Regions from separate parts of the Mus musculus genome. Here regions 2 and 3 are each linked to region 1. The links are chromatin loops, found by intact Hi-C in ENCODE. Cell type or tissue: left cerebral cortex. All regions are shown on one strand. Each heading gives the region's core, and the rest is flanking DNA. Links, peaks and the distances in the headings are about the cores only. Region 1 has its middle 46 kb from the start of Gm36771. Region 2 holds the start of Tafa2 (TAFA chemokine like family member 2). Region 3 has its middle 66 kb from the start of Gm40795.

What was found. Hi-C counts contacts between places; a loop is a spot of excess contacts. Peaks named below come from ENCODE experiments on the same cell type or tissue, not always from the same donor. Only the 100,000 strongest peaks of a DNase experiment are listed, where the experiment ranks them.
Region 2: a loop joins it to region 1, with 2.7 times the contacts of the local background. A loop is called at or near these places in 2 of 42 quality-filtered maps.
Region 3: it touches region 1 in a loop (9-fold over the local background); 4 of 42 quality-filtered maps call a loop at or near these places.

The regions. Positions count from the first base shown.
Region 1 is chr10:125,109,855-125,120,958 of GRCm38, reverse strand. No RefSeq gene overlaps it. Among named protein-coding and RNA genes, the nearest start is that of Gm36771, 46 kb to the left of the region's middle. In left cerebral cortex, for the core only: a CTCF peak has its summit at 6,450 (motif pointing left); a DNase peak (open chromatin) is centred at 6,424.
Region 2 is chr10:123,259,642-123,270,745 of GRCm38, reverse strand. Tafa2 (TAFA chemokine like family member 2) reads right to left here and starts at 6,670. Exons shown (of 5, transcript NM_001252387.1): 1 at 5,205-6,670. In left cerebral cortex, for the core only: a CTCF peak has its summit at 6,799 (motif pointing left); DNase peaks (open chromatin) are centred at 5,180, 5,811, 6,221, 6,684 and 2 more places; H3K4me3 peaks cover 2,099 bases; H3K27ac peaks cover 2,072 bases.
Region 3 is chr10:125,496,347-125,507,450 of GRCm38, reverse strand. No RefSeq gene overlaps it. Among named protein-coding and RNA genes, the nearest start is that of Gm40795, 66 kb to the left of the region's middle. In left cerebral cortex, for the core only: no CTCF peak of the experiment used is centred there; a DNase peak (open chromatin) is centred at 6,016.

The DNA.
Region 1 (11,104 bases), core at 3,334-8,333:
TTCTCATTTCTTACTAAAAATCATAAAGATCAAGGATTTAGACTGAGGATTTGCTGTGTCCAAGTTCTGACGTTTTGGGGACGTTCCCTAAGATTTTGGCGCCTCGGGTTCATCGTTGTATTCGTTCATGAAGTCGGTCAGAATGCTTATTATGTTGACACATACACTAGTGGACATACAACAAACCTGATCCTTTGTGCCTATGAGCATTTGGTTGGAGTTGTACTGGGGCCCTTGTAATGGCATACTTAAGAAAGCCATAAAGTTTACATTTAATTCTTGTTTTATACCTTTCTCCCCTTGTCCTTACCAGAACTCTGGCACTGATTACTTAATCTCTCTATTTCCTTATTGTTAATGCAGAATTTTGTAATGAATCATTCATAAGACTTTTATGGAGAGTAAATGAATTTAATAGATCTACATTATGTAAAAGAGCACCTAAGGCTACCATCTTATTTCTAAATTTATAAATATCTATGACTAAGGTTTACAAGGAAAAATGCAATATTTGAAAGGTAGGTGATGATTGCTGTGTATGTGTGTTTCTGTGCCTGTGAGCACACACTTGTGGAGGTCAGAGGCTGATGCTGAGTGTCTTCCTCTGTTGTTTACTACTGTATTTCAGTAGACATGGTTTCTCACTGGACATGAATTTCTCTGAATGACTATGCTGGCTGGCTAATAAGATAGTAGGAGGCAAGAGTCTCCTCTAGAATTGTCCTCCGTGCTTAGTTAGAGCATTGCTGCCATGACTGTCTTTCACATGTGTGGGGATCTTTCATGGCAGGCATTGATAGTTTGAACCATTGCCCCAGCTTCTGGGTTGTTTTAGACATATGCTTTTTACAAGTGATATTAACTCTATTTGAAATGAATGCAATGATTATTCCTGAATTTACTGGATTTTAAACTGCATGTCATATAAGGCAACACATCATTGCACACTTTAAGAATACAGCTATGTAAGTTGCCTGTTAAATTATATTTTCAGCAGGGTTTTTTCGTTTGTTTGTTTGTTTGTTTGTTTTTTGGACAGGGTTTCTCTGTATAGCTCTGGCTGTCCTGGAACTCACTTTGTAGACCAGGCTGGCCTCGAACTCAGAAATCTGCCTGCCTCTGCCTCCCGAGTGCTGGGATTAAAGGCGTGCACCACCACGCCCGGTTTTCAGCTGTATTTTGAAAGAGTATGAGCATCTCTTTATTTCCTCTCTGCTCAATGTAGTATTACTATCTTAGTCTATCTCTGTCTCTCTGTCTCTTTGTCTCTCTCCATATACACACCCACACACCCACACCCCTCATATATATATATTATACACACATATATGTATGAATAAGTATGTGAATAGGCTTGTTCATTCTGATGAGACATTAGATCCATAATCATAGTCTAGCTGTCTAGACTGTATAATATATATATATATTATACACACATATATGTATGTATAAGTATGTGAATAGGCTTGTTCATTCTGATGAGACATTAGATCCATAATCATAGTCTAGCTGTCTTCCCTCTTTGTTTAGCTCTCAGTGTTTACAAACCATTCTTGGAGTAGAAATTGTGGAAAGTATTCAATTCTCCAACTTTGTAGCTAAGGGGATACATCTGCTAATGACGCCATTTCTTGATTGTTTTCCTCCCACAGATCACAAACAAACAATTGATATTAAGCACACATCAGTTTCATGAGATTGAAGCATCTGAAGTCGTGTGTAGGTTGGGGTTTATAGTTAGCACCAAGTAAAGTTATAGAAAAGAAAACATCAGTAATTACGTCCAGCAGAACTCTTGGGCATTTGTAATCAGAAACCATGTCAGGGGGCTTCTGGATTACTTACACGTTAAGGGAAATAGGCCAGGGCCGGATAGAGAAATGCTGGGTATTTCCTCTCACTTTCTGAGAGCGGACTTTCAAAGACGGCATGAAAATAGAAAGCTGTTAGGAAGAGGAAGGTAGAGAAGCAGGAGTTAATTGGAAGGAGGTATGCGAAGCATGCTTTATACATTATGAACACATCATGATGAAATGTTATATGGCTTCTCAAAAAAAAAAAAAAGAATGAGAAGCAGCAGCCCATTTACAGTAGCTCTACTTATTCTTTATGTTAAAAGGCAACACGGAAAGGATGGTGGTGCACACTTACAATCCCACTCTTTCACTGAAGTTCAAGTTTCAGGCTAGCATGGACTCTGTAGCTTATCTGTCCTTTCCTGATTGCCCTTCTGTTTATCTACATGTATCACATATCTACATATATATGTGTGTGTGTGTATATATGCACACACACACATATATAGATATATGATATATATATATCTATATGTGTGTGTGTGTGTGTGTGTGTGTGCGCGTGTGTGCATGTCTGGATGTCTATGCACCTGAAGAGATTTATTTACAGAATGAACTCATGAAATCTTGTCAAGAAAGTCAGATACTACTCTAGGCCCACAGTCCTGATGGGAGTTGTTATGTACTCTTGAATGGAGAGTTTATCTTAAAGAGACACCCCCCCCAGTCTTTCTCACACATTTTCTATGAATTAAAATCTCATTGTGAAGATGAATTTGCTTTTTCAGAGGCTGTGGTGTCCTGAGTTGGTTCATAACATCTAAAATCTATCTTCTTTAGAAGAACTTAGTGGCTAGCCTTTGATTAAACTGCTAGTCATCCTAGCCAGACAAGATGGTGGTCTGTCTATCACATTCCCCATCACTTCTGTTACTCAGCCCCTTTTAGAGATTTCCATCACTCTATGCTTGCTAGTTTCACTCCAGCTTGTTTCCCCATTGCTCCAGCAAAGCTGTCTTGCATAGAATTAGACTCCTTCTTCTCTATGCCCAATTACCTTCCTCTTTCTTGCATCAAGTTACACATATACATATATATGACTGTGTCTATTTCTGAAATCCTTTCTCAGTTAAAAAATACTTTTTGTCTTTTAAACACTGTTGCCTGGTCATGCTTGTTTCTCATTCTCTTACTCCCCTACACACACACAGACAGACAGACACACATTCACACACATACACACTCACACACACACACAATATACACATACTCAAACACACACTCACACATAGAGAAATACACACACACACCCCACAGAAAAGAAGAAAGAGAGTAAGGAAGACAGAGAGAGCTACAAAGACAGGGACAGAGAAAAAAGAAAAGAAGCGTACTATTCATGCATGTACACATACCTATACAGACACATACACCCATGCACACACGTACACATAGACACACACACATGCACACACACAGATACACACACACACACACACACACACACACACACACACACACACACACACACCTCAGTACCTCTTTATCCATTTGTCTGGAGCTTTTCCCACCCTTTGTTCTCCTATCCTGGATCTACTTGAAATTTCTAAACTTAGGTAATTGTTTCTAGAAGTCTTCCTTCTCACTCCAAATTCTTCATTTAGTACAACTTATGGATAATAAACTTTGCTCAATTATGTGTGAACAACAGACATTGGAGTAACCCAAGCCCCTTAATATCTCATATATTGGATCCTATCCCTTGGCTACCTCTGGGAACCAGCCTTCTGTATATGGATCTTTTTATTCTGGTGTGTAATTGAACCTAGTAATGGTCTACCACCGAAATAAAAGCAAATCATCTTCTCAGATAACCCAGCAGTTAGAGATTCTGCTTCCTTGTCTCCAGTTCCCTGTGATCTTTGAAAGGCTCAGCTTTTTTCAACACTCAACCTTACCTTACTGTTTGTTCTCCATACTGTAGTCTAACTAGAGTTCAGCATTTTACCTTTTATCTTCTTTCACACTTACTCATTTCCTCAATGTTCAACGCACAGTGCTATTCTCCTGTATTATGGGGCCATATGTAGCTGTTTTCTCTTCTCCGGTTTTTCTCTGGATTGTAACAGTGCTGTTATGATCAGTATGAAATGCCCTTCTAAGGCATCCTCATAAGGATGACTTGTGTCAGGTTCTTGGTTAAAGGAACATAAAATGAACACAAAAGGTAACCAATGGGCTAGCTTTCCAAAACTACTTGTCATTTACAATATGTTCATCCTCTGCCACCCGGGTGCTCACTGTTAGCACCTGTTCACCTTTTCTATGCCTATGATGCACTAAATCTTTCTCCCTTCACACATGTTCATACTTTTTTTTCTTCAAATTTTATTTAAAATTGACCTTCTTTATGAAACCTGTGTGTAGCTTAGCTATCGGTATTATTATCACTGATAAGATTAATAATAATTAAGAACATTTGCTATTTCCACAATCATTATTTTCCCTCCCTGACATATTTTCTTCTCTATCACTTACTTTATTCACACCGTCTTGTTTATAATTTAAGATACCTTAGGGTGTGTGGAGATGTCTCAGTTGGTGGTATACTTGCACCAAAAGCACAAAGGAATCAATGCTGGCCCTATAATTTATGTGGAAAAGCCACAGATTGTGTCACCCAGCTGTCGTCTCTGTGCAGGAGAGATGGAGGCAGACAGACCTGTGGGGCTCCCTGTCTAGACAGCATGGATTACTCAACAAGGCCCACATCATTGGGAGACCAGTTATTTAGAAAAAAATAGAAAGAATGAATGGGGGCTGAAGAATGACCCAATGGTTGTCTCACATATGACCCATATCCGAACATACACATGCACAAACAAACTAAACATAGTTCTATATATCCACTGTTTATTCCCTTCCTTCTCTTTTCTTAAAACAAGAGATCTTACTACATAGGCCAGGCTAGTCTCAGATCTGTAATTATCATAATGTTACTCTTCTAAAGTGTGAGATTACAGGTGTGTCCTTCTGTTTTTCTTGTTTTCGAGATGGTACTTGTATCTATTTTTCTTTATGATGTATTGTGTGAAAGAAAAGCATTACATATGAAGAATAAGAAACTGACAGTTGAGTAGCTATTCATTTCTGTAATGTCATAAAAATGAAGAGAAAACTGCTCATAGAAAATCATGTTACCTCCGTATCTCTGTGATCTATTCTCTCACAATAACACACACACATCTATGATTTGTTCTTAAAAGCTGAGACCATGTTTCATAAATAAACATGTAAAGGTTCTCAGTAGAATCCAGAAATGAGTGGTGCAAATGTGATTTTCCTTTGTGTTTAAACTTATCAGACATGACAAGAAAAGAAAAGCTTAGAATGTATACACCATTACTACTACAGTATATGAGTGCTTGTACCCCTGAAAGTCCACCCAAAACCATTAAAAATTAAAATATAAGACAACTGAACAGAGGATAATAACATACACACCAAATAAGAATAAAACAAAGACTTCTGTGCAGTAATAATTCATGCAAACCCCCATGGTCTTAACACAAACACTTGGGATTTAGTTTGTTTAACAGGATAGCTTTGTTGTTGTTGTGTTGTTGAGACAGTGTCTCTTGCAACCCAGGGAAGTCTTGACCTCACTGTGCTACCAAGGATGACTTGGAATTTCTGACCTTCTTGCCTTCATCTCCTGGGTGCTGTGATTACAAGTCTACGTACTAGCACAGAAAGTCTATACACTGCTGTCCATTTAACCTTTGGATATGTTAAGCAAGCCTTCTACTAACTGAACTGTATCCTTAGCCCCTGGCAATGAAATGTTTAATGTGGGGAAAGGTTTGCATGTTCATTGATAAAGATAATAAGTATTGTAAGTAGGTGTTTGATGTATCACAATTTAAATACTCTTTGCTACTGGTTAAAAAATAAAAAGTTCTGACTAACATCTTGGAACTAGCTAGGCTGATTCCCAAGGTTCTAGAACTGAAAAGAAGCAATAACCAGGGACATTCTCTTCTGTAAAGACAAGCGGGAGAAATGACTCTCCTGGACAACAGTTCTGTGATTTATGAAAGCAAAATATGAAAAGAAGCAAACAAAATAAAACAAAAAAGCAAAGAAACAAAACACCCTCATGGTATGAATGCTTTCATTCCCTCAAAATCACATGTTGGAATTCCCTCTCTGGTTGAGCAGTAGCAAGTGATGACATCACTCAACAAAGCTGACTATGAGGGAGCTCTGTCTTAGTTACTTTTCTGTTACCATGTTTAAATGCTACTACCAAGGTGTCTTATAGAAGGAAGAGTTTATTAGAGCTTATGGTTCCAGAGGGAGAGTGCCCAATGGCAGGGGAGGAAGCTAGAGCAGGATGCTGACATCATGTCTTCTACCAAAATCATAAGCCAAAGAATGAGTAGAAGTGGAGAGAAGCTTTTAACCCTCAAATGTGGCCTCCAGTGACATCATTCCTCCAGCAAGGGTTCACTCCCCATAACCTCTTTAACAGGGACACACACAGAGACCAAGCATTCAAAGGAAGGGAGTCTTGGGGATTCTCATTCAAACCACCACAAACTGTGATACCTCTTCCTCCATGTATTGGCCCATACCGCCATCTAGAGGGATGTAGCTAAGTGTAGCTAACTGTTGTTTGGGGGTTTAAGGAAGCATGGAGTGAATGTGTGAACACCAAATGGAATTTTGGGTAACAGTTCATTGCTTGACCAGAGGGAACATTGCCAGGTCAAGAACCCCATTGTCTCAGAGTCAAGGGAAGAAAAGAGCCTTCCTCTGGTCCACATGTGATTGTTGCCAGTGTTTGGAATTATCAATCACACCCAGAGGACTTCAATCTGAGACTGTTCAGTCACAGAGGCCCCCAGTATAGACTAGACAATACCTCCCTTAGAGCTATATGCAATAAAGATACTGAGGCTCCACGTTGCTGTCACATAGTTGGTGTGGCTCCATCAGAGTGAGCACACCCCACCTGTTCTGAACCGAGTGCCTCTCCTTTTTCTATTCCTGTCTTGTACTGGTCAGTATTCCATGATCGAACAGTATTGGTAGCAGCTGTGTTGTGTCTACCGGTGTCTTAGTCTTGGACCTCCAAAATACTATCACTGTGGACAATACTTCTTTGCCATTTGCTAATTGTGTAGTCTTAGGAATTCTGTTATAGCAACCCCATCATAAATAAATGGTGATGTGAAGACGGATAAGGCAAGCATTTCATCAAAGTCCAGGGATGGCATTAGGAAAATGGTGGAATTTTTGCTTGCTATGGAGTTTACCTGGTTTAGGTGCAATAAAGTCTTTCAAAATTGTAGGCTAATTGAGTTGTTTTGAATGATTTTAAAATGTTACCAGTAGACAATAAGGAAAACATCAGCACTACTGAGTCAAGAAGTAAAGGATGTACCAGGGCTTCTGAGGAGACACTAAACTTTGTTAGTGCCCGGGGAAAGAGAGAAAATTAGACTCAAAGTGTAGCTGCAAAGTTTGGCAAGATTGCCAAAGAGATTGAATGCCCACTGTCAGTTATTACTAATGTCAAAGTCAGGCCTCTGAAAGAAAAACAGCAAAATTGAGGTCACAGATGAAGATGAGCCAGAGGAACATCACTGCCTTGGATAGAAACCCAGAATTAAAGGACATGTCACAGGCTTCCTTCTTTATAAAGAGAGCAAGCTATCCATTCCAGGTCCTGGGTGACTTGTAACATGGCTTTTCCCCTTCTTCAAAACTACCCCTAGGAAGCCTCATGGAATCTAGGGAGACAATCAAATCTATGCTGTACTCATAGGCTGAGACAATCCAGGAGGAAATGAGGTGAAACCAAATTATCTGCAAGACATGGTTAATATATTCTACTGGAAGAGAGTGCAGCAGAAACTACCATGGGTTTTCAGGCATTTGAAATTGAGGGTGGGAGATGGGAGTAGATGTTGTGATGGATAAACTGTCTCATTTGATGTTCAGGGTTCTGGCTGGGATATTTGACTGGAGTCATGTGTACCCAGAAACTCAGACATGATGAAGGGTTTTACCTAGTCCTGGAGAGAGGCTAGAATACTTTTGAAATAATAACAGATAAGGGCCAGCCAGGGAATGTATTAGTGGCTTTATTTAAGCTGTGAAAAAGTAACTGAGAAAAGACACGTCCGGAAGGAAAGGTTTAGTGTTGATCAAAGTTCAAGTGTACAGTCCACAATGACAGAGAAATTGTAGTGTCAGGACCTTGCAGCAACAGGTCCCAATGCATCCACACTCGGGAAACAAAGACAAATGCCAGTTCTCAATTAGCTTTCTCTGCTTATATAGTCTGAGAGCCTGGTTCATGGAAAGCTGCTGCCCACATGGATGCTGGATCTTCTCACTTCACTTACAGTCCTTTATATAACCTCTCCCAGACATAGCCAGGGGCTTGTCTCTTTAGTGGTTCTAAGAACTATCAAGTTGGGAATATTAATTATCATGGGGATATAAGGAATATTAACAATGTAAGGTCTGAAAATCCCCCCTTACTGTATTCCCAAATGCCCAATGGATGTTTCTTTCTAAGGCAAGAAAGAAACTTTATTTAGCACTGCTAAAAAATGACATTAAATATTGAAAAATGTAACACTTTATTATTATTATCATTATTATTATTATTATTATTATTATTGCCTTAGTCACCGTTCTATTGTTGTGAAGAGACACCAGGGCAACTTTTGTAGGAGAAAGCATTTCTTTCAGATCTTGCATGCAGTTGAGAAGTTCTGTCCATCATCGTCATGTCAGGAAGCACAGAGGCATGCAGGCAGGCACCGGTGCAGTAGCTTGCAACCACATTGTGATCTATTGGCAGAAAGAGTAACTTTGGTTTTGGCATGGGCTTTTGAAAGCTCAAATCCCAACACACTTTCCTCAACAAGTCACACACCTTAATCCTTCTAATCCTTTCAAACAGTGCCACTCCTGCATGATGAAGCATTAACTCTATGGGGGCTGCTCTTATTCACACCATCACAATTATTGGTTTGTTTATTGTAAGCTGAAGTTTATGGTACAATTTGTTGCCATGGGATTGAGCTGGCTACTATCAATGGAATGTTGGGCTTTTAGGATTTCAGAGACCAGGCAGCTACAACACACGGGCTACAAGCTGCTAGCAATCATATAATTGGGATCAGGATCAGATGGGCACTCAGAAGCTCATTTGGGTTTTTTGTGCTGAGTAATAAAATGTGTTCTTTAAGACAAGAAGCACAGGTCACTAATAAAGGCATTGTCATGTCGTAACAAATAAGAACTGTTGAGACAAGTATGTAAGTTACTCAGATAGAAAATTGTGGTTTCATGTTTATGTCAGTGCAAATTAAACTCACAAAATGATGGCTGCTTTTGTGAACAAGCTTTGTAGGCTTGAAAAAGACCCTGAGATATTGTAGAAATCATAGATAATAAAAATTATCCAATCTGAGGTTGAGAAGATGGTATGGCAGTTAGGAGCACTGACTACTCTTACAAGAAGACCCAGGTTAGATGCACCCACACTGCAATACCCACACAATAGCCTGTAACTGAAGTTCTAGGGGACCCATCACCTTCTCTGGCATCCTCAGGCACCACACACACACACACACACACACACACACACACACACACACACAGCATATTTATGTACATGTGAGGGTAATACTCATGCACATAAAAATAAAAAACCCTTTAAAAATACCCAATCCTTTCCCCATTAGACCTATGACACTTGTCAAGTGACTTGACCTAACATTGGTTCCTGGGAAAATAAAACATCATCATAGGAGTTATAGGATACTAATTAAAACAAGGACACAATTTAAGGCAAGAATTAAAAGTCAGGTAGAAAGAAAGCATTGGGAAAGTCTGTATACTATAGAATAACCCTACACACACTTTAGGATTAGTACTCAAGTCCCATGAAGGATATTTGGAATTGATAGAGCTAGCAGCTGTCAGCATAACCACATTGGATTCCTGACTAGAGAAATAAGAATTATTATAGCTTGAAATGCCAACTGGAAGTCTCACAAACTCCTGGAGACCATGATGCCCCTGCCAAGATATATATCACATGTAGTAATGTCTTCTGGGAAGAAATGCTGGGTATTTCTGTGTCATTATTTAATCAACCTTTATGGTTCTTTCAAAAATGAGATAGGAAATGGTTGATGAAGATTGATGGCCATAAATTTTACCAGTTGAGGCTTCAATTTCTGCTGCCATGTTGGGTTTTTATTTGAGCAAATTCTCAAGGCTTTTAGCATCTTATATATAGTCACTCATCTGGCCTGTATTTCTTCTTGTTCTTTTTCAGTTTAGAGAAAGGAAATTATTTTATCTAGGCATAATGATGATTATGTTGTCACACCATTTTGCTTAGCTCATGTTAATTCTCTTCTCTGTCTTAATATTTTACATAAATGTCAATTATCTGAGTATTTTCCTCCCTGGGTCACTATATTAATAACGGGATACTACCAAACTCTGGTGATAATAAAGGAGCAGGTACTCTACATATCTCAGCCAACTATGCATGGTAGAGAGTGGCATTTAAGTTCATGGAGGAAGGATGCTCAACATAAGATGTGCCTGGAACCCACCACGGTTATTTCCCATTTTTGTGGAAGAGTAAAAATGACCAAGAAAGCATGTAGTTGTCAAATTCTCAGTTCACGTGTCATTTTGTACAAACTATGCTGATTCTGTTTATGTAAAACTCAAACACCTAGTTCTGAAAACTAAAGGATAAATTAGGACAGCCTTACTCACTGTGTCTTTCAGAAAAGCAGTAGAGGGATTTTACCTTTCTATTCTCATGATATTAGATACAAAACTATTCATCCAGTCTCTTAAGTCTTTGATCGAAAACTTTTATCAAAGGATATTTGGAGTCCCAGTGATATTGATCACCCTTCTTACCCTTCACACCAATAGACAAGCAATGGGCTGTCTTTAATGGCAAGAGTTGTAAGTCCTAATGTCCATAATTAAGACACAGAAACATAGGCCTGCATCTAGAGATTTCTTTGCTATCACTTTGAACATTTTTTTACAGTGGGAATTTTTACTATGCAGTTGATATAGCCAAAATCAATAAGAACAAATTGAAAATATGGACCCAGACTCACCAGATCTGGGATCAGTATTCTCCTACTAGACTAGGAAAGCAAAATTCTAGAACTTGCATTGTAGAACAAATGAAGCTGTCATTTATGGCCTTGGGACCTGCTGTAGCAATGGGGGTAGTAGTTTATGTT
Region 2 (11,104 bases), core at 4,633-9,632, 1.9 Mb after region 1:
CCCAGCCCATTGTGACTTGAAACTTGAGTTCTAGAACACAAATCTACTGTCCCCGAACCTTGCATCTAGCATACACTGTGGATATGTCCATATATTTGTTCACAAAGAGAAGCCTGATTCACCAAAGAAAGCAAAGCATTGTTCTGAACTATTAAACTCAACCCTAAATTCCCTACGCGGCAAGCCCAGGATATAGGCAACTGACACTGCAAACGGGAAGGTTTGGGATCTCTGCGTGGCCTTTAAAGGGTAACACAGTTGCCCTTTCACATGCAAGCAATTATACACTGACCAGTTTGTAGGGGGGAAATGCATAAATGTGAAAATATTTAGTGAAACAAACTTTCTCATCAAGGGCTACCGGAACTCTCTGTGTTTCACATTGTATGGGTTTTGTTCTACAAAGCCCATAATTAAGAGACCTGTCTGGCTGGTTGTCGCCATTTTACCAAATATTAACCTTGCAGTCATAGTCATTGCTAGACTGCAACATTGTTGCATTATTGGGTCTCTCGGTGAGGAGTTTCCACAATCTACTGCATAGAGAAAGCCATAGAAATATGACTTTAATGGAATGCCTAGATGTAACGATGGCAGGGGAAAGGGAAATGTACCTTTGCTAACTGGCCATTCAGGGGAAATCATAAAACAATTACAGCTACTGTGGAGTAATTTAGGAGACTGGAGGAAGCGATACAATATAGGCAAGGATACTCTGGTTTGATTCTTTAACTCTATCCCTTGTCTCAGAGGGATCACAGTGAACAAACCAGAAGGCTCTCCTTGGAGCTTGTGTCTCCACTATTCATCTGGTTTTCTGGCAAACTAAGTTCTGTATCTTCTGACAGCAATGCCAACCAATTGCCAAATGGACACTGAGTCGGTGAAGAGCCTGTTGCAGGCTATTCAAGGAGACCCAACAAATGCATGTGATATCCACATTGAGAATGGGTGAGTTTTAGAAACTGAACACAAGCTTTGAGTGTGATATCAGTGGAGCCGATTTGTAACTACCATCTATTAATAGCATCAATATGCTTCAATGCCACTAGGAAGATTTGCAATGGGACTGTGGAGAAACGTGCTTAAAAAGTAATATGCAGATATGTCCTATGCTTTAAAATGTGTTAGCATTCTCATGCTGCTGACAACCAACACTTCCTAAGACGTCCCTCCACAGAGTGAAAAACTGACTTTTATGTTTTGAGTTTGTAATTTAGTCAATAAATTATCTCAAAAAAAAAAAAAAGAAAAGTATATGTGTTACTTGTAACAATGGGTCAAAGTGTAAAACTCAACTATAAATTATCTTGTTGAACCATAAATGCAGTTGTGCTATAGGTCAAGTCATATAAATCAGTGGGAAACCTAGATATCAAAAAATAAAGGCCTTTAATCAAGTTGTCTCTGTCTCCTCCTTTAACAGAAAATCAATATATCATCTGCATTCCATGAAAACATTTGCATACATAGGGATATAGAGATTGTACAAAAACTTAATGCACAAGAAATATATTTAAATTCTACTTTCTTCCTATTCTAATAAGTACAGTCATTTCTCTTAAAGATTTTATAAGAAACTGAAGCAGAAGACAAAACTGAGCAGTTTTACTCCATGAGGAGAACTGAAACACTACTCTGAATGGATATCCTAGGACCTTCGGGAAACTATGTAACATGTCAGGGTCCCGTGACAACTGAGGGTTTGCTACTCCAGCCTGTCTCTAACCCATTTCAGACCACACTACAAACCCCCTCAGAAGACTGCTGGTAACCTGTAAACCCATCTCCTCTTTATCAATGAGATGTTTAAATAGCTCAATATGTTCAGATAGAGTTCCAAAGAATTTCCCAACAAAATGGCAAATTCTGAGTCCTATCCTGAGTCATCCCAAAGCCAGTGACTCAGAAGGAAGCCGCATCCTGTGAAACGCTGGGCGAGCCAGGGGCCCCGAAATGATGTCAATTCAGCTGCCGTGGCCTTCGTAACTAGCAGCAGTTGGCATTAATGAATGTCTTCTCTCTGTTTTGATGCAGCCCTACTCGTAACAGATTGGTGGATTGCACTTGTAACTGTGCCCAGAAGCATAGATTGAGGCGGATTACACTGGATGTTTATTTTACCCCCGCATATCCTTTTCACCAAAGGAAACAAAACTGCAGGACGTGGTAAAGTTCCTTGTTTTTACTTGAATTTCCAGTGAACAAAAAAGCCGCAGAATAACACTACCTAACGAGGCATCTCTAAGGAAGTACTGCAGAGTGAACAGGAGAGGCACTCGGATTGCTTCAGCTTTTCAAATATGTAACCCAACGTCACTTTGGAAAGCTCCTCCTTCGGGGCTTCATTATAAACCTTATTAGTAAATGCCCATCTGTTTGCAATGACTCCTCAACTCAAATGTGCTCAAACAGAACCGTTTTGTTGTTGTTGCTGTTGTTGTTGTTGTTGTTGTTGTTGTTGTTGTTGTTTAGGGCGGTGATAAGAAGGGCCTAGTGAGTGCTGGAGAGTCCCCATCCTGTGCAGGGTAATCCAGAAGATCCAGTTGGCACTGGATCAACCTTAAAATGTACTCTGTGCATTTCCATGTGAAAATGCCATTTAAGCGGGCTATCAAAACACTGTCTCACAGATAGTAGATCCAGGACTACTAAATCTTTCTGATGAGACATAACACAATTTCTCTAAAATGTTAGATCACCCCCAAAAGTTTCAGCACTTTATAAATTTTTAAGAGGGGTAAGTGGCTCTGTCTAAAAATAGACCTTTCTCTACAGCCGTGTCATCGAGTTCTATTACTTGGTGGCTAGTGAACACTATAATGCAGATAACGTAGTGCCTACGAACAGTGGATCCACGCCGACCCAAGCTGACAGCATCTTTTCTCTCCAGTTTGTCACTGTTAAAGTAACTAACGCTCCTCAGGTTCAGAATCACACGTGCGCACACTCACTCAGAGCCCTCACACTCCCCTCTGCCACAACTTATAGCATTATGTAGGCATTTGCTTTGACACAAAGGTTCCCTGAGTCCTCTAAAAGAAACACACACCAAATAGCACTGTATGTAAATGGAAAGGAAAACCTAGTCACCCACTGCTCCTAAAGGCAAGAAAAGAACCAAGACTTTGATCAGCCTTTTGAAAGCCATTTTGAATAAAACAGCACTAAAACTATGTTTGCCTCTTACAAGGCTCCCCGTGCCTGAGTGCTCTGTTGGCAGTAACAGGCTTCCTCAAAACCTTACACACGTAAACAATACAGTCCACTTGTTTGCACTGGAAATTGTGGGAATTAGAATAAAATAAGCTTCAGTGTGGTTACTGATGGCCTGTAAGTGGTTACTGGTGGCTTTTAAAAATAAAGACTCTTAAAAGGTCACAATCCAAATAGCGGCCTCGAGAGATCCAGAACAGCGTGGATCAGGAAAAGAGACAAACATGCCTGACCTGTTCCTGAAAATGCACGGTGTCGGGTGCCGGTTTTGAAACTGTAAAGGACTCACTAGTTTGGGCATCGATGCCTGAACATGGAAAGGGTAAATACGATATCCTTATGCTCTGATTCTTTAAAACATCAAATGTAGTTTTAATCTTCTTCGCCAGTAATCTCTATTACTTCACATGGAAACCTTAAATTAATTACTCAACTGTCTTAACTTACCTTGCCTAATAGAGCAGTTTAAAGGTGCTAATTGATAACCGTAGGAAGGAGGATGGCCAAAGCAATCTGACTGGGCAGACAGGAACCAGATAATTATTAGTCGGTCCACAGTCATTGAAATTCACCCAGTCCTGAGTAAGGCCCTGGGATACCGAGTGATTGGGGGGGTTGGGGGGGGGAGAGGTGCTCTTCATAGGGTGGGGGAAACTTAGGTTCTGAGACTGAGATGAGCTTTTGTTTCTTTGTTTTTAACCCCACGGAGGACTTTGATATTCAAGGGGAGATTTCACAGTCACAAAAGGAGGCCGGTTCATCCTCTCTCTTATTGGCAGGAGATGAACTCACTCAGCCCAGGGTGTGGAAGAGCTGGTCACTGTAGTAACTACACATTCAATTCCCAAGGCTTCAGGCAATTGTTTAACACTGGCCACGCAGTGGAATGTGGAGCAAGAGGAAAAGCTTGGTCTCCCTAGGGCTCTTAGAGAGCCTATGGAGTGGCCTCCAGAGGAGGCCGGATGGCTCAGCCCGCAGCTCCAGAGAAACAGAGCGACAGACCTCAAACTTTGCCTTTGCAGAAGCGCCTTCTGTAAATGTGGCATTGCTGACTAAGAGCCAAGAGTCATCCCTCCCCTGAAGAAAACACCTCCTGGGAGACACCTAGCCTCTTAGAAGGAGGAATGGACAGCAAAGCAGGTGGGCAGAAAAAGATCTGTGCTACTGGCAAGATGTGGAAGTCATCTACCCGGAAAGAAATGACAAGCCATTAGTCGTGGCCCCCACCCCCACACCCCGAACTGTGCTCTCCCCCACACCCCCCGCCAACGCTGTTTATTAAACGATACTTTAGGAAAGCTCCCTTGAAGTACCCTTTACAGAAAGCAGTTTCCTTCGGTAATACCGAGACTGTTCCCAGAGCTAAATAAACCTTTAAGCGGGTGAGGCCCCGGAACTTATGAATGTGATTCTTTGTGGAAATAGTTAGAGGTGGACGAGTCAATATTCTCCTGGAAACGCCCACCCTCTGCAGACAGGCCTGGGAATTAACTAGTCAGAAGTGGACAGAAAGTAGACATTCCAGATGCGAGAGCTTCCCGTGGACCATCACCCCTCACTGATTTCTCCCTTGACTGCGACCCCCCCCCCCAACTGCTTATGAAAAGTGTCAGATGCCCACCAGCCAGGACTGGTGAGGGATCCATTTGAACCCCATTTCGGTCCTCGCCTGGGTCTCTCGCCTTCTGAAATAAGATGGACCCTGCTCCCCAAGCCTCCTGCCATGGCTCTGTCCCCCTCCGGGCGTCCCTCTTCCCCGCCCCTATCCTCGCCGTCTGCCGGGAGGGGAGGGGGCAGGAGGATGCCGACTGCGGGACCACAGCTACCCTCATCTTGGCCTCCTGGGACGAGCCGGTTTCTGCCCCCGGGCCCAGTTGATAGTCAAGGGAAGAGACAGTACTGGTGAGGGCTGTGGAGGCGCGCAGACCTCGCGCGGCCACTGTGGTCCCCAAAGCCCGAAGGCCCCCGAAGGCGCGGCTCGCACCTACCTGCAGCCGGGCGTCCCGGGGGCGGCAGCACCTAGCGATGGTCCGGTAGCTTCCGCGGGCCGACGCCAGCCTCACCGCTCCTGCATCGCTTCCGAGATGCCGGTCCGCTGGCACCATCCAGGGGCATAGGGACCTCAAGTCCGCCGGTGTGTGTTCGCAGAGGGCGAGCGAGTGTGAGTGCTGCCTCCTCCGAAGGCTAAAGGGGGGCTCGGCAGCGTCTTCACCTACAAGCTGGGGTCCCCCTTCCCCGAAGCAAAAGGAAGGTGCAGCGCGCGAGGTCGGTCCCCGGGCTCTGCTCTTTATCCCACAGTGTCAAAGTAATCGGAAGGGTCGTCGACCGAGGGGGAGAGCCAAAGTCTCCGCAGCCCCCGGCGGCGCCCGCGGTCGCCCGCTGTCCCCGGCGATGCGCTGCGCGCGGTGGTGCGCTCGGCTCCCGCGACTGCGAGGATCCAGGCGGGCTCCAGCCACCGCCGCTCTTATTCCATCTCCGGTTTGTTTGCTTTGAGCGGCGAGCGAGGACTTTTCCTCTCGCCCCGCGTCGGCTCTCCCTTGCACACAAACGCGCGCGCTCACACGTTCCCCCTCTCCCGCCCTCCCCCGGGTTCTCTAGGGAAAGGCAATTGGACGCGGTGATTCACCTTCAGCAGAGCAGCCTCCGCCGCCGAGCACACTCCTCGAGTTCCCCGGCTCTCCCAGGTCTGCAGGCTCCCGGTGTGGAGCGGTTCTGAGCAGGCTCGCGGGCTGTGCGCTCGGCCGGCGTCCTCCCCGGGAGACGCCTGCGTTCCCGCAGCTCGCACTCGGGTCCCGCGGGTGCCCTCTCGGACACCTGGGCGCCGTCGAGTCGCGTCCACTTAGCAGCAACTCCCGGCCAGCTGCAGCCCCTCGATCGCGCCTCCAAGTGCAGCCGGTAGAGCTCCTCGCATCCCACCCGCCGCCACTCTCCGCATCGTGTGCTCCAAGGGAGGGAACCCCTCTGCTGTCCCCCCAAGTCACGAGCGCGCCGGCACCTTCACCACCTTGGAGGTGCGAGTTCCAGCAGCAGACACAAGCGAGCAGGTGTCGCCTGTGTCACTTCGCCAAAGGCGGGAGTGAGAAAGAACGGAACAAGGGGAGGGGCCCGAGGAAACAAATCCAGATCACCAGAAGAAAAAAAAAAAAAAAGCCAAAAAATAAAATAAAATAAAATAATTTTAAAAAGCAATCAAAGCTTCTCCCTCTCTGAGTCCCACCACAAGCTCTGTACTGTTAAAATACACTAAAGATAATGTTCGAAAGTCACCCCAACGGGCAGAGCCCTGCTAGTCCACCCTAGACCCCTGTTCCACTCAGCGGGCTGGCCGTTGGGAGCGACTGGCCCCACTGTACAAAGCACAGAGAAGGCAGGCAAAGATGGGTTCTGACACTCCAGGCTGAGTTAAGCAGTAAAATGGGACGGCTGGACCGGGAGGCTTTGACTCCCTCTGTCTCCCTCCCAATTCTGTCAGCAGTGGCTGCAGATGCTGAGAGCAAACCACCTTCCTGCAGAAAGAAAAAAAAAAAAAAAAAAGTATAAGACAGCAAACGTTGCAAATGCTGGACTATGTCTCCCTCTAGCGGTAAATCTGGATTAGAACGCTTTGCCGGCTGTCACGGAGACTCATAATTTTTCTTCCAAAAAAATAAACAAGAATTTTCTTACACTATCCGATTTAAGAGGATTTTGAATTTCTACAACTAACAAATTCTGACAGAGTCAAAGTTAAGGGGGTTTTAACACAATCCCATGATAGCATATTCATTGCTAAAGGAATATCCTAACTTTACAGAGATTTCAGAGACAGATCCTAGAAGGTCATGTCCTTAAGGTTTGGCCAAATTGGGTCCTGGTTTAAGCGGTGTACATAAGATCTTCCAAGAAAGGACTTCTTAGACTCAGCTCATTTTGATCGTGCTTATGAATGAGAAAACATTTAAGCTAGTGGTTAGGATAGTACGAAAAATGAGTAAGACTTAGACACAATGAGAGAAAATGTCGACTCTGGAACGCTTACTCAGGGATCTTGTCTGTAACTGACTCCTCTCTCGTTCCACTAGGTTAATTTTTCAAACTAGCTAAATTCTCCCCAGGTCTAAGTAGTTGTGTTTCCCCAGCCCTGAGTCATTGAAAGATTAGCATAATTCTTTCCACCATCTATAAACTACCACTTATTACCATAGTTACTAAGAACTAAGGAATATGTTTTAGCTGGTGATTTTATGGTAACATAATTTAGCCTTATTTTCTATCTAAAGGGTTTTATGTAGTTGATTTGGGAGGGCTATTTTAACAAAGCATTCCTGCAAATTTTATTAAAAAGATTTGTTACGTCAGACACAACTAAGCTAGGCACACCTGTAACTTTGCTGTTTAGAGTTTGTGAACATTGTCATTTAGTGGGAGGTGTGCCTTAGGCATTTGTGTGCTTTTAAATAGAAAATATGTATCAAGGTCATGATTAAACAGTTTTCTATTCATTTTGAATTTTTTATTTATTCTTTTCTAACTTGATCATTGTACTTAGTCTACTCTTTAAAAAAGGCAATAATTTACTTTTTCAATTGGGAGTAACTGAAGCAATTTCAAATAAAAATCCAAAACAAAATAATATAGGGTTTTGAATTTTAATCGATTGTATCTGGTAGGTTTGTGAGACTCCGGGGCATGGCAATCATTGTGCACAACATATCTTCAAATGACCTCTTTCAAAAGACCAGTGTCTCGTATGATTAAAGACTTTTATTTTATCACAATTACATGGTAACTCATTTCCTGGGGGAACAAGGTTTTTTGTTGTTGTTTTTTTTTTCTTTTTAAATAACCTGGCACTGTTTCATTGCAAATCTTACTGTAATTTTCTGTCTGTTGATCAGCCATAGATTTCAAGCAAGAATGACATTAAAACCTGTATTCTTCACTATAAGGAAAAAATCATTTCAACATAACTTCAAAACCCTGGCCTTCCCCCATCATCTTTCTCGTGTCTAATTCTTAAGGGTCTTTATGGTTTCATGAAAGCCTATCAATTTATCTTATTATTTCTGCTGCTAAAATGTGGGGCATTTAAATCTTATTTTTTACAATTTAATCCACTGTATTTGTACAAGCACATTAAAAAGTTAGTAAAGGGAATAACTGTGTGATTACAAAATAAAACGGACCTTCCCCATCCACAGATCCTCACCCAACACCTAATGATGCTGAAATTCCCTAATGCCTTTGTGTTCTCTGTTTAATCTCCAGGCAAATGAATCCAAATAACTCAGATGGAGGTGTGGAAATCAGGACTCTCGGGACTCTGAAACAAAATACTTTGCATTCCTTCCAAAACACACACACACACACACAAATCAAAATGATAAACACTCATCCGCCTTAGCAGAACCCTGGAGTTGATAACCTGCCATCTGGTTAACCTTTCTGCCTCCTCAAAACTCTACTACATTTTTTTAAATGAATATACATTTTTTAAAATACTTATTTAACTGGACTGCAAGTTCATCACAACTCAGTGCGTTCTGAGAACTTGCAACAAGCATTACTTTTGCAAACTTTCTTCTCTCTGCCTTGAAAACTATTCTACTGAGGTACACCTGGCTGCAGTTAGCTGTCCATACTACAGATTTGATAAGTCAAATCATGTGGTGTGTCTTTCCCCCCCCCGCCAGCGTCTCCCTCCACCCACCCCCACCCCCACCAGCATCGTTCTAACAGAATAATTACCCTGAGATCTCTCCCTGATACTGCAGCCACGGGTCGCACCTTCCTTATTTCTCCATAGTTAACACTAAACATTATTTGACATGCACCTCTTGTGTTATTTCTGAGTTGAGCATGAGGGAATCTTTCAGTTCTCATAAGTAAATATCTAGGAATAGAAAGGCTTGTCTTATGGTTGGGTGTATTTAAGAACAGACGTGGTTTGAGGTATTTTATACGGCACTACACATTCCCCTCAGCCGTAGTAGAGATTTTAGAGGCACTTTAAGTCTCTAGTAGAAGGTTTATAGGTTATCTCAACCCCTCATCTCAAATCCTCACAACATCCAATAAAACAGATGAGCTGAACCAATTTCGCCTGTGAATGAAATGAGCCGGTGGAGGGATTCAAACCAGGCCTGCCAAATCAGAAGCCAGCCGTCAACTTTGCTTTTTACGTTTTTTTATTCACAGTCTCTCAGCAGTGTCCCATCCCCCCAAACTTGAAAACGTTCCGTCTCCTGTGTTACAAGGACAGTGAAATTATCAGGACCCAGGATTCTGAAATGTCACTAACAAAACGTGTATAAGACTGCAGAGACGTTACTAAGAAGAAAGGGGTGGGAGGAGACGCAGCGCTGGTTCCCTGCGTTTGTTCGTCCAGGAATCATAATATTTAAGAGAATGAATACAATTCGGGTTCCCTGCGAACTCATAAAGAGAGCGGCACACGGTCCGTTCACCTCCACCTGCCTACCTTTTTTTGTTTCCATTGTCCCAAGCCATTCCCATCATCTCTAACTTTTATCCCAAGCCATTCCCATCGTCTCTGAGGAAGCCCCATGAGTACCAACCCCAGGCCTTGCACATCCCCAGCAAGTCCTTTATCTCTGAGCCACGTTCTCCATACTTATTTTTTCCATCGTATTCTAGCAAAATACGGTGCTAGCCAAGTTGCCCGGGATAAAGCCCCGGCAAGCTTTAGATAGGATGTTTCCCCATCCTCTCTAGTGTCCGTACTACTATGGACCACTACACTCAACTCAACTTCTGGGGGTTGAGAGAATTTTTCCACTGGCAGGGGTGAGGAGCAGTCTCAAGGCTAGCCTTGAACTCCCAGAGAGCCACATGCCCAGGCCTTCTCCGTGCTGGGATTAAAGGTATGCACCACCACATGCAATTTAACTGTAGACATACTTTTTAAACATTTATAGAATTGTTTCATGTAATCAGGTAGATAAAGGGAAGACAAACCTCACTCCATGTACTGCAAAGTGGTATACATACATGTTGGTAACTTTTAGTCTCCCTATAAGTCGCAGAGTCCCTAACACGCCTATCAGACACACAGGGACACAACTTCAAGACAAGAAGATGGGTTGCTTTGCTTGCAGCCCCTAAGGGGATAGGAACTCCACAGGAAGACCAGCAGAATCAACTAAGCTGGACCCTTGGGACTCGCAGAGACTGAACCACCAGCCAATGAACATGGGCTGGACCTAGGCCTTCTCTCACATATGTAACCAATGTCCAGCTCTGTCTTCATGTGGGTTCTGAACAACTGGAGCAAGGGCTATCCCAAAGAAATGTTTGCCTGTATGTGGGATGTGTTCTTCTAGCTGGGCTGCCTTGTCTGGCCTCAAAGGGGAGGTTGTGCCTAACTTCAAGGAGACTTGATGTGCCAGGATGTAGGGGACACCCAGGGGCCCCCACCCGCTCAGAGAAGAAGGGAGGGGGAAAGGGTTGTGGGAAGGGGTGACCGGGAGGGAGACAGTTAGTAGGATATGAAGTGAATAATAATAATAATAATAATAATAATAATAATAATGTTTATGAAAGGTGAATGATATGGAATTCAGTTAATAATAATAGTAAATCTTTTTTAATTAAAAAAAAAAAAGGTGTGCAAAAGAGCCAAGATCATACAATTGTCCTGTGGCTGATTTGGGCCACATTTCTGTGGATTGGTTATCTGTGTTTAGCTTAGTCTCAGGTAAAGAAGTTTGTCTGGATTTAGCTGGGCTTTCTCACAGGCCTGCAGACACCTAGCAATACATCTCCTTCTCTCCCTGTCTGACAAGTGACTGAATGAAGAGAGAGAGAGAGAGAGAGAGAGAGAGAGAGAGAGAGAGAGAGAGAGAGAGAGATGAAAGTAACTACGCCTTCTAGCATTCAATTAAATGGT
Region 3 (11,104 bases), core at 3,503-8,502, 390 kb before region 1:
CGGGGTCTTTTCGCCTCTACAATCAAGCTCTCCCAATAAACGTGTGCAGAAGGATCCTGTTGCAGCGTTGTTCTTCCTGGCCAGTCGAGCGCTCGCAAGAAGTGGTGCCGAAAACCCGGGACAAGAAACATCTTCAGGCATGAGCGAAGACCCCCTGCTACAGGGAGGATTCAGAACTGCATCACGGGGAAGGAGCAGTTAATAAAGGTTCCCGCAAAACAGACTGCTGAGAAGGATCCGGCGTGGATTCAGAACTCTTCAGCTGGGGAACGGTGATAATGAAGTGTTCCTGCAAAACAGACTGCTGAGAAGGATCCGACTGCATGGATTCAGAACTCTTCAGCTGAGGAACGGTGGCACCGGTAAGTCTCCCAAATTGATCCCCAGGTTAAAGGGGGATATGTTTTTTAAGAAAAAGAAAAGGGAGGAAAAATAAAAGGAATCAGTGATAAAGAAAAGGAAATAGTAAAGGAAAGGAAAAGGGAAAGAAAAAAAAAAGGAAAGAGAAAAGGAAAAGAGAGAAGAGAAGGAAAGAAAGGATTGAGACGATAAGGTTCCCAGCTTTGGGACAAGTTAAGGTTCATGAGTTATTCTTTTTTCTCCCATTGACCCTGTGTGGGTAGGTCTGATAGTTTTGGTCTTGTTTGTTCTGATATATGGACTCCGTTACTGTTTGAAACTGTGTGTAGAGGCAGTCAAGACAGGTCAGAAAATCCTTACAGAGCAACAAGAAAGTATGTCGGAAGAGGAGAAGGGCTTAAAAAGAAAAAGGAAAAAGAAAGGAGACACAGTGTTATCAGGTGGACCAGAAGAAGAAAGTATACAGCAAGCTTATGGCTTGCTTAATGAAACTTTAAAAAATAATGGCTTGATTATTGCAACAGAAAAGGTACAGCAGTCTAATGTTAGTCATTTTCTAGGAGCCACTATTACTTTACGATGTGTCACCCCACAAAAGATTAGTATAAGAAAAGATCATCTAAAGACACTAAATGATTTTCAAAAATTATTAGGAGATATTGTCCTATAGTGTGGTAAATGTGTAGAATTTATTAATGCACCTTCCGTGGGTGTTAATCCTCGCGGATTGCGACCCCTAGATGTTTGGCAAATGGACATCACGCATATCCCATCTTTTGGGAAATTACAATATGTACATGTATCCATCGATACCAGTTCTGGTGTCCTACATGCCTCTCCCTTGACAGGGGAAAAAGCAGTTCATGTCATATCTCACTGCTTAGAGGCTTGGGCTGCATGGGGCAAGCCCCTAGTGTTAAAGACAGATAATGGTCCTGCATATACTTCTTTTAAATTTAGCCAATTTTGCAAACAAATGCAAGTAAAACATATTACTGGATTGCCCTATAATCCACAGGGCCAAGGCATCATTGAGAGAGCCCACCGCACTCTGAAACAATATTTGCAAAAACAGAAAGGGGAAATAGAGGCTATGGAGCCAAAGATGGCTCTATCCCTTGCAATATTTACTCTTAATTTTCTAAAATTAGATGATGCTGGAAGATCACCAGCTGAAAGGCATGGACAATGGCCTCAATCGCCCAATGAAATGGTCAAATGGAAAAATGTCCTTGATAATAAATGGTATGGCCTGGATCCTATCTTAATCAGGTCCCAGGGAGCTATTTGTGTTTTTCCACAGGGTGAAGAAAATCCACTTTGGGTCCCGACGCGACTGACAAGGACCGTGAAAGAGCAAGATGAACCCCAAGATGATTCTCCTGCTCCCGATGATTGAAACCAGGATAAGTATGCCTTTATACTTATAGTAAGATCATGGCCAGTACCTTTACCGGTACATTCCAATTCTTCTACCTAGCCTTTGTTTTTTGCAAAGGAATGTTTTTTGGATGTGCCTTATGCACGACAAACTCCTCAAGAGCCACGGGTGTATAAGAGTACTAGTTTTCATTTAAATTATACATTATGCTTTGTGCATAATGTGGATAAACCTTTTACACCCTGTATATTTTTTAAGAAAAAGATTATCTCTAATTGGGCAGATCAAATTAATACTGCTGACACTATAAGTCAGATAGCAGAAAAAACGTCTGAGGCATTGCTTACCCTGCAAAGGGTAAATTCTCATATCACCTCAGGGTTAATGTTAGTGAATCAGAGAGTGGATATTTTACAACATGACATGGAACAGATAATGGATGTCATACAAATGAGTTGTGTGGCATCCACTTTGCATGTGTGCATTACTCCCAATAGGTACATTAATAATTCTTTTATTAAAAGTACAGACCTATCGAATTACCTGAAGGGCAACTGGTCGCAGGAGCTGGAAAGGTTGCAGACGAGGCTGCAGATGCAGATCCTGAACCTTAATGGGATCAGAGTGGAACCAGTGACCCTTGGAGACTTTACCTCTTGGCTTACCTCTGCTTTTTCTTACTTTAAGGAATGGGTGGGAGTGATTTTGTTTGGTGCTGCCATATGCTGTGGACTGGTGTTCATGCTCTGGTTGGTATGCAAATTCAGAACCCAACAAAAACGTGACAAGGTGATTATAACTCAGGCACTTTTAGCTATTGAAAACGGCTCCTCCCCTGAAATTTGGTTATCTATGCTCAAGAATTAGTCAGCATGAGATGGGATGAGAGAGACTCAACGATCATTGATCAGCCCTTGCTCATCAATAGGGTGATCATGATTTCCCCACTAATTCATTTTTTGGCTGGCCTCTTTTGCAGAGTTCGCCCTAGGTCATTTAGCAGTTATTGTCACACAGCACTGCGATATCCAGAGACGGGCAACTTTCCTCGTGCACAGTCCAACCTAAGACATGGGGCCCGGTGGCGATAGGGTTACCCTATGACGGGTAAGGCTGTGACATTAGAGGAACGACCTAAAACAGGAGCCACGGCGGATGGGCATAATTGCACAGGCCTAGTCCAGCCTCATTTTATTAAAACAAACAGGGGGAGATGTGGGAAGCCACATGTGCCGTTGCAGAGTGGCACTGACTACTGCTGGCCACCACGCATAAGATTGGACAAACAACCAATGTGTACATATGGAGTAAAGTTTTTTGCAAAGACACTGCCTGGCCCAGGCATGATAATGAGGTTCTGTAAGGTACTGAGAGTATAACCAATCAGATGTGAGACATGCAAATGAGGTATGATAATGAGGTTCTGTAAGGTACTGAGAGAGAGTAGCCAATCAGATGAGGAACATGCAAATAAGGCTTAGTGCATAACCAATCCAGGTGTGAGACACGCCCCTCCTAGGCCTATAAAAACAGCACCAGTTCTGGGCTCGAGGTCTTTTCGCCTCTACAATCAAGCTCTCCCAATAAACGTGTGCAGAAGGATCCTGTTGCAGCGTCGTTCTTCCTGGCCAGTCGAGCGCGCGCAAGAGGATAACAAGCCCTGAGCAGGAAGGGTGGTTACCTCATTTTCTGTAGGGCAAAAAGAAGCTCGTGTGTGCCTCCTCAAGCTACTGACTGCTTTTGTACCCTAGTGTCTTTCTTTGTGAAAATGTTCATGCTGATAGCAACTAGCTCTCTCACACAGTTGCTGTGAGGAATATGTTACAGCAGGTACCTAAATAAACCCGGAAGAATGAGACTGCAGACCGAAGGCATTGTGTCATCAGAGATAACCCTGTAGATTCCAGAAGGCTCCCCACTGTTTTCAGAGGCTTCTCTGCCTTCATGGCTTGTCTAACCCTGACTAGCCCTCTTCTGCTTGGCTTATGCTTCATTACTCTTGCATGGTGGTCTCATGACCTGGCACTTTACTTTGCCCACCTTTATATCACAAACCTATGCTTTTCACTCAGATCTCCATTTTGGCTTAAGACTATCTCAAAAAGTATATTCTTCACAATCCATGATGTAAGAAACTGAAATATGAAATGTATTGGAGGGTGGTTTTAGAGAGTCAAGTTGCTTCTATTTACCGTAGGTGGTGATTAACACAGGGCTCCTTAAAACTGGGCAAAGTGCAGAAATAAGAGACCGTGGATTCTGTAAATTGGACTTTTCCATCAGAAGCTGCACGAATGACTCGCAATTGTACTAGGAATTTGTAATGCTAATAAGCCCGTATAAATGACGCACAAGCCAGATATTTTATTTACGAGCCGTATGCCCAGATTGGACAGATCTAGAGCTAAGCTAACTTATTCCCCAGCTGTAACAGCCCTTGTTACTTGCTGCTTCTCCTGGCCACGCAGTTCTGGTCCATGGCTGCTTCTTTCTCCATCTTCCTCTCCCTCTCCCTCTCCCCCTCCCCCCTCTCCTCCCCCCTCCCTCTTTCTCTCTCCCTGCAACCGGGCCCTTGAACTTCCACTGCCATCTTTCTCTCCACCTGCCCAGTTACAGGTTCTAGCGTTTTACTGACCTATAGTTAAATCGGGGAGAAGGTTTGCATGGCATCCCTCAAATGCATGAGGATCTGCTCAGTCGGAACAACCACATCTTGAGGATCCAGTAGTTATCTTTAGAATACAATTGGCATCTGGCCAACCCACTACATTCAATGGTGGTGATAGCAGGCACACTTTCTGTGTAAGCTCAAGGCAGACCAAATCCCAACATGGAAGATAGAAGTGGCAATGTGGTCCTATCCCTAGCTGTTGGTAATCAATAGCTTCTACAAGAAGAAGAGTTCGTTTTCTTTCTTTCTTTTTCTTGCTTTCTATTTATTTTTATTGATTATTTTATTTATTTACATTTTAAATGTTATACTCCTTCCCAGTTTCCCCTTCACAAACCCCCTATACCTCCCCCTGCCTCTATGTGTATGCTCCCTCCCCCACTCACCCACTCCTGTCTCAGAGCCCTAGCATTCCCTACCCTGGGTCATCCAGCCGCCTCAAGACCAAGGGGTTCCCCTCTCATTGATGTCAGATAAGGTCGTCCACTGTTACATATGCAGTTGGAGTCATGGGTCCCTCCATGTGTACTCTTTGGTTGGTGGTTTAGTCTCTGGGATTTTGGGGGTTCTGGTTGGTTGATATTGTTGTTCTTCCTATGGGGTTCCAAAACCCTTCAGCTCCTTAAGTCCTTGCCATGACTTTTCCATTGGGGTACCCATACTCAGTCCAATGTTTGGCTGCCTGCATCTCATCTGCATCTGTGTTGGTCAGGATCTGGCATAGACTCTTAGGAGACAGCTATACCATGCTTCTGTTAGCAAGCTCTTGGCATCCACAATAGTGTCTGGGTTTGGTGTCTGAAGATAGGATGGATCCCTAGGTGGGGCAGTCTTTGGATGGCCTTTCCTTCGGTCTCTACTACACTCTTTGTCCCTACATTTCCTTTTGACATGAGAAATTCTGGATTAATATTTTTCAGGTGGGTGGGTGGACTCATCCCTCAACTGGAAGCTGTGTCTATCCACTGGATATGGTCTTTGCAGGTTCTATCTCCTCTTTGTTGGGTATTTCAGCTAATGTCTTCCCTGTTGGGTCTTGGAAACCTCTTGGGTCCCTGTCACCTGGGACTTTCTAGAAAGTCCCAAGGTTTATTTTCTTTAATGGATTTGCCTCTGTTAAATGTTTCAGGGGAACAATACACTTACCCCGTGCTCTAGTGGAAGAATATGCATCCAGGATTATACATAAATGGCACAAAATGTACTTTATAGGTGTACAAAAATAGAAAAGGAGACACAAAATTGGATGGATAATGAAGAAGGGTAGATCTGAGAGGAGTCAAAGGATAGAGTAAAATGTGGTCAAAATATTTTGCAAGAAATTCTCCAAGAGCTAATCCTCAGCATGTTCTTTAATGCTCTACAGGAAAGTCTGGCAGCCTCAATGACCATTCTGAGAAGAAAAGCACGATTTCTGCAGACTCCCCTGATGTAGAGCCTTTGTCCTTACACCAGTATCCATTCTCTCTGCATGGTTAAAGGTTTCACACCAACTACAGTCTGTCCCACAAGCCTCAACAATCTGCACTGAACAGCTACAGAAATGAGTCTTTGTTTCTTCAAATGAGAGTCGGTAAACTACATGTAAATTTAGGCAGCCTGGAGGCTGACTGTTCATTTACCCTTACTGTTTTCTCTGTAAAATAAAACCCATCAGTGAAAAACACAGCTTTGATGCTTACAAAATAATAATGACTAAAGCTTGTTAAATATGTATTACACACCAGACTTTCCAAGCAGGATTGCAATAAATAGTACTTTCCCCAGTGCTCAGCAGGATTTTTATATTTTTATTTTATATATAAAGAAACTGAGGCTCTACCGATTTATGCAACTTGCTCATGTTTACACAGGGGATGAGTGTAGACAGACACAACATCTATTCTACAGTTCAGATTCTTAATGATTCTAGACTGATAGAGGAAATGAAAATTGATGTGACCTGCATAGTTCTCTATAGGAAGTTGGACTTGCATAATGTACTGGTTGGTGTTGTTTGTCTTCTTGGTAAGATCTGGAATCACCTAGAACAAGCTTTCAGGCATGCCACGCACGGATCCTTTAGATTAGGATGGGCTCTGGACATTCTGTGAGGGATTGCCTTGACTAGGTTGGTTGAGCTGGGAAGGATTGGCCAGCTGTCCTTGGGATTGAATCCTAGACAGATGAAAGAAGAAAGCTAATTGAACAGCAGCATCCTTCACTCTTTTCTTGGTGACTACACACTCCATATCAACAGCTGCTTCAGGCTCTAGCCGTGTGCCATGAGAAGCTGTCCTCTCAAAGGTGAGCTAAAATAAACCATCCTTCCTTAGGTTGTTTTTATAAGGATGTTCTTAATGCAGAAATAGGAAAAGTAATAATAGACCATCATACAGACACTGAAGTGAAGCACAGAACAGGTCTACGTCATTAGCCACAAACACTGCTCACGTCATGCCATTGTGCAAGAGTCTTCTCTTTCAGTTTTCCTATCTAAATTGGCTTTCAAGCACATATTTTCTTGGCAGGATAGGGTTCTAAATAACAGCTTATACTCAAGTAGCCATGTACTGATGAGCCCTTTGAGCTTTGTTAATTATTAATGATTTAAATGCAGGCATTTGCTGTATTTGTCTGAGGTCCATTGTGAGTGACGCTCTGTGCTTACAGACATTAAGCCCGGTGCTCTTAAGGATGACCTTTCTGAGGCTAGTACAGTGAATGGAGAGGAAGAAAGCATACTTTAAAATTGCAAAAGCCTCTTCGATTTCCAGTCTAATGAAAAATGGTGTATTTGTCTGGGAGCTCTCAGTGTTGTTGATTTCTTCTATCATTTAAGCACAAAATAGCAGTTTCCTTCGCATGTTCTCTGAATATTGAATAAAGTGTGAAATCAAAAATATCTCACATGGAGATACTGGAGGAAACAAAGAATGAGGGTCAGATATAGCAATTCTGAATGATAGACAAGAGACAAGTACTTGTGTGCTTTTACTGCCATTTTTGAATGTTTCATTGCCCAGCTCACCCTCCTGAGGAGATTGGTAGCACTGACAATGGAATGTACTGTGTTCTATAACTTCCATGTGTTCAAACAATCTATTTGAATAGAGAAAATATTGGAAAATAGGACTCTATTTCTGAGCAGATTTAGCTCTGCAGAAATTGTATCATGCAACCAATGTTTCAGAGACACCATTGACATCCTTTTCCCTTTGGTAAAACTGAGTATCAGCACAGAGAAACACACCAATAAGATCAACCCAGGAAACTAAAAACAGCATATTCTGGAAGACTAGACATCAAATTTATTTTATTTTAAAAATATATAGATATAAAAATAAAGACATAAATTTTATTTTAAAAATATCTCTCTCTCTCTCTCTCTCTCACACACACACACACACACACACACACACACACACACACACACACACACACTATAAAACATCATGAAGGTTTACCCCTTGTAAATGCATGTATTCTTTAATGTGGGGGAACAGAAATATTAAATAAAATAACCTATAGTAAACTGTACAAAAGCAAAATGCTCAAAATTATACAGAAAAGTAAATAAAAAATGAGGTGGGTTAGAAATAAGAAAGGGGAAAATTTCAATTAATCATTACAAACAAAAATTGTATTTTTTTTTAGTCAATCATAATTACCACATATGTCCCATCATTGCCTTCTCACTCTCTGTTACTGGAATATTCCCTTCTCTCCCCCCTCTCCCTCCCCCTACTCTCTCTTCCTGCCCCTCCTCTCTCCCCATCATTGACAGCATCATTTATAGATGATAAAAGCTATGAAGGCAGCCATTATATGAAGCAGGGGGAGCCAAACTTTAAAAAGGCTGCTTCCCTTTTTTCTAGGTTGAACTGTTCATTATTCAATTAGTTGTACTTGTAAAATTGAGTAAGAAAATAATTTTACCTGGAATTAATTAATTTCATGTCCTTTAATTTGAATGTTCAAATTATCTAATTCAACGGCAGTTATAATGCACATGTGAAAAGGGAGCTTTAGAAAAGACATCTTTAAAAAATGTACTTTGTAGTCTTGTCTGTTCATTTCTGATCTTTGCATGAGGGAAAATGCTATTAATTGAACCAATTTTGTGACACAAAACAGCCTCTCTTATGCTTTCAATGACAAAGGAAGATTAACAGTGCATTTGTCAAAGTTGCAAAGCATTTGCAGAATTATCCATTCTACACAGGGTAGTCAGTTTTATTTTGTTTGTGGCATGAGTAAACACCACAAGGTAGACACTTAATTGATTCGATCCTTGTTAGCATACAATTTAAGCTTAAAATGTTTTCATCTGTCTCTTTCTTTACTTGTCAGTTGTATTAGCCAATTGTAAGATTCTCAGGTACATAGTGTTATCTTTAAACATCCCAGCATACAACTGGATGTGGGTTTGCCTGGATTGACATGGTAATTCCTTTTCTACCTAGTAATAATTGGGGCAGTTTGGCTTAGTGCTGAAATAACAGATTCCACAACCAATAGATGGCACTGTAAGTATTGCAAACATTTTCCTTATTTCTTCTGTTCCAGTCAGTACAATTATTTCCAACACTAAATGATAATTTATATAGTTAAGTAGAAAATAAAGGTGAATTTAGAATGTCCACGTTGAAGAAATTCAAATGATTAGTTGCTGTACATGTTTTAAATGTTTTCTGCATTCTAATTATTTGAAAGGCCTTTCTTTTCTTATACGTTGAACCTCAATGTGTCATCAAGACATTCATGCCCACTACTTGATAAGGTTTCTGGGATATCTCTAAGCTCACTTAATGTGTATGGTATCTGCAAAGATTTCAAGTTTGGTGCATTTTGCCTGTTAATATTATCCTGGTGGGAGGAGAATTGGGGATAATGTTAACCAAGACTTTTCTTTGCTGGTCCTCACCTGGGTTTTTCATAACCCAACTTAGTAAGTGACCTTTTCATTCTCCATTATGAACAACATCTTAAAAATGTTCAATGAATCCTACATATTATAAGAGAACATGTGTGATAGCCTGTCAACAACAGACTATAGCAAGTAAAGTAATCTGCATATCGTGAAGAATTCATCTCCCCTGAGCTTAGTAATTATGTATTTGTTTATTTTTATGTGTAGGTATGTTCCCTCACATAGATGTGTGTGCACTGCATGAGTATATTTCAATACTATGCACGCATCAACAAACCAGCAGAGAGTATCAGGTCTTGTGATCCTTGAGTGCAGCAGCTTGTGAGCTGCCATGTGGATGCTGGGAATGGAACTAGGCTCTTGAGCAAGAGCAGCAAGTGCTCTTAACCTATGAGCCACCTCTCCAGCCCTTTTCTCTAGATTTCACTAACAATGGATAGGATTCTGTAGACTTGTTTATTTATTTTTCCCTTTTTTAAAAGATGTAGGCTGAATTAAATGGGAATACTCTGTATATAAGCAGCCAAGCTAGGACCAAATCTGTACTGTTAAGTAAGATTAAATGACTGTTTCAATCTTTACCTATGTTTGTTTGTTTGTTTGTTTTTTGTAAATAATGTGTAATTATTTTGCAGTTATATCAAGTGTTCCATGAGTCTAAATGGTATTTTCAGAAAGCTGTTCTTAGCATGATGCCACACCAAACACTTTAGCCACTCAAACTACGGATTCTATGTCACCACCTTTTCAAAGCCCTGCCTTAATGCACTGCCTTCATCTAACAAGTTTAACTCTTTGTTTAGTGAATACTCCACACCAAGTGAATCTCAGGCAGTGAAGGGGCACAAATATCAATCTATTTGCTTTAACATAAAAAAATTAAGTCTTTAAGTTATAAATACCTTCATATTTTATTTTTTAAAAAATCACATTGGGATAATGCACATACATGTTTCTATAAATTTATACTCATGCATATTTCATGATTGTGCTTCTCATGTACATGCATATGAAATGAGACAATGTAGATGCAGGGTGGATCACAGCACCTGGTTGTATTTTTAAGTACCTACTTATTATAATTGCTTGAAAGAAACATGGGATAGTGTTCAAAGATTAATTATATACTCTCAATGATAATACTATACAGTCCCATCTATTTCTGTTATGGAGGCCATTTTGTAATATGTGGCTTCAAGGTACTCTCTGTGCTCTCCGTTCCCCATTAGGAACACCCAGAGCTCTAGCAGCTACCATTTAAATGTGATCACTTTCCTCTAGCATCCTGTAGCCAATAACCATATAACCAGGAGTGGGTTGATCTCTGAGATTCACCTCAACAAGACTGATTTTTTTTCATGAGCTCTGTAGTACCTGAAATCAAACTAATGCAATTTATTAATATGCCTAAGGATGTTTGAGAATACTATTTAATGGAGGCATATGTATCAATCGCCCACAAGTCATACTCTGATACTTCTAGAATTTCATAAGAGAAATCCCATATAGAATAAAGCATAGTGTGACATGCACACACTTTTACAAACTGTGATTTTGATTCGTGGATTTTCCAGAACTGACCGCATTCACTTGTCATCTGCATCATAGTTTCATTAACATTTCCTTCTTCCTCCATTCATTAGATACTCCTTTGAGGCAACGATTAAAAGAATAAAAAATACAACTACTCTCCTGCTTTGCATTTTAGAATAAAAGAAATTACAGCCCCTAGACTGACAGGTTCTGTGTCATATGCACAAAATTACACTTTGTTAAGCTT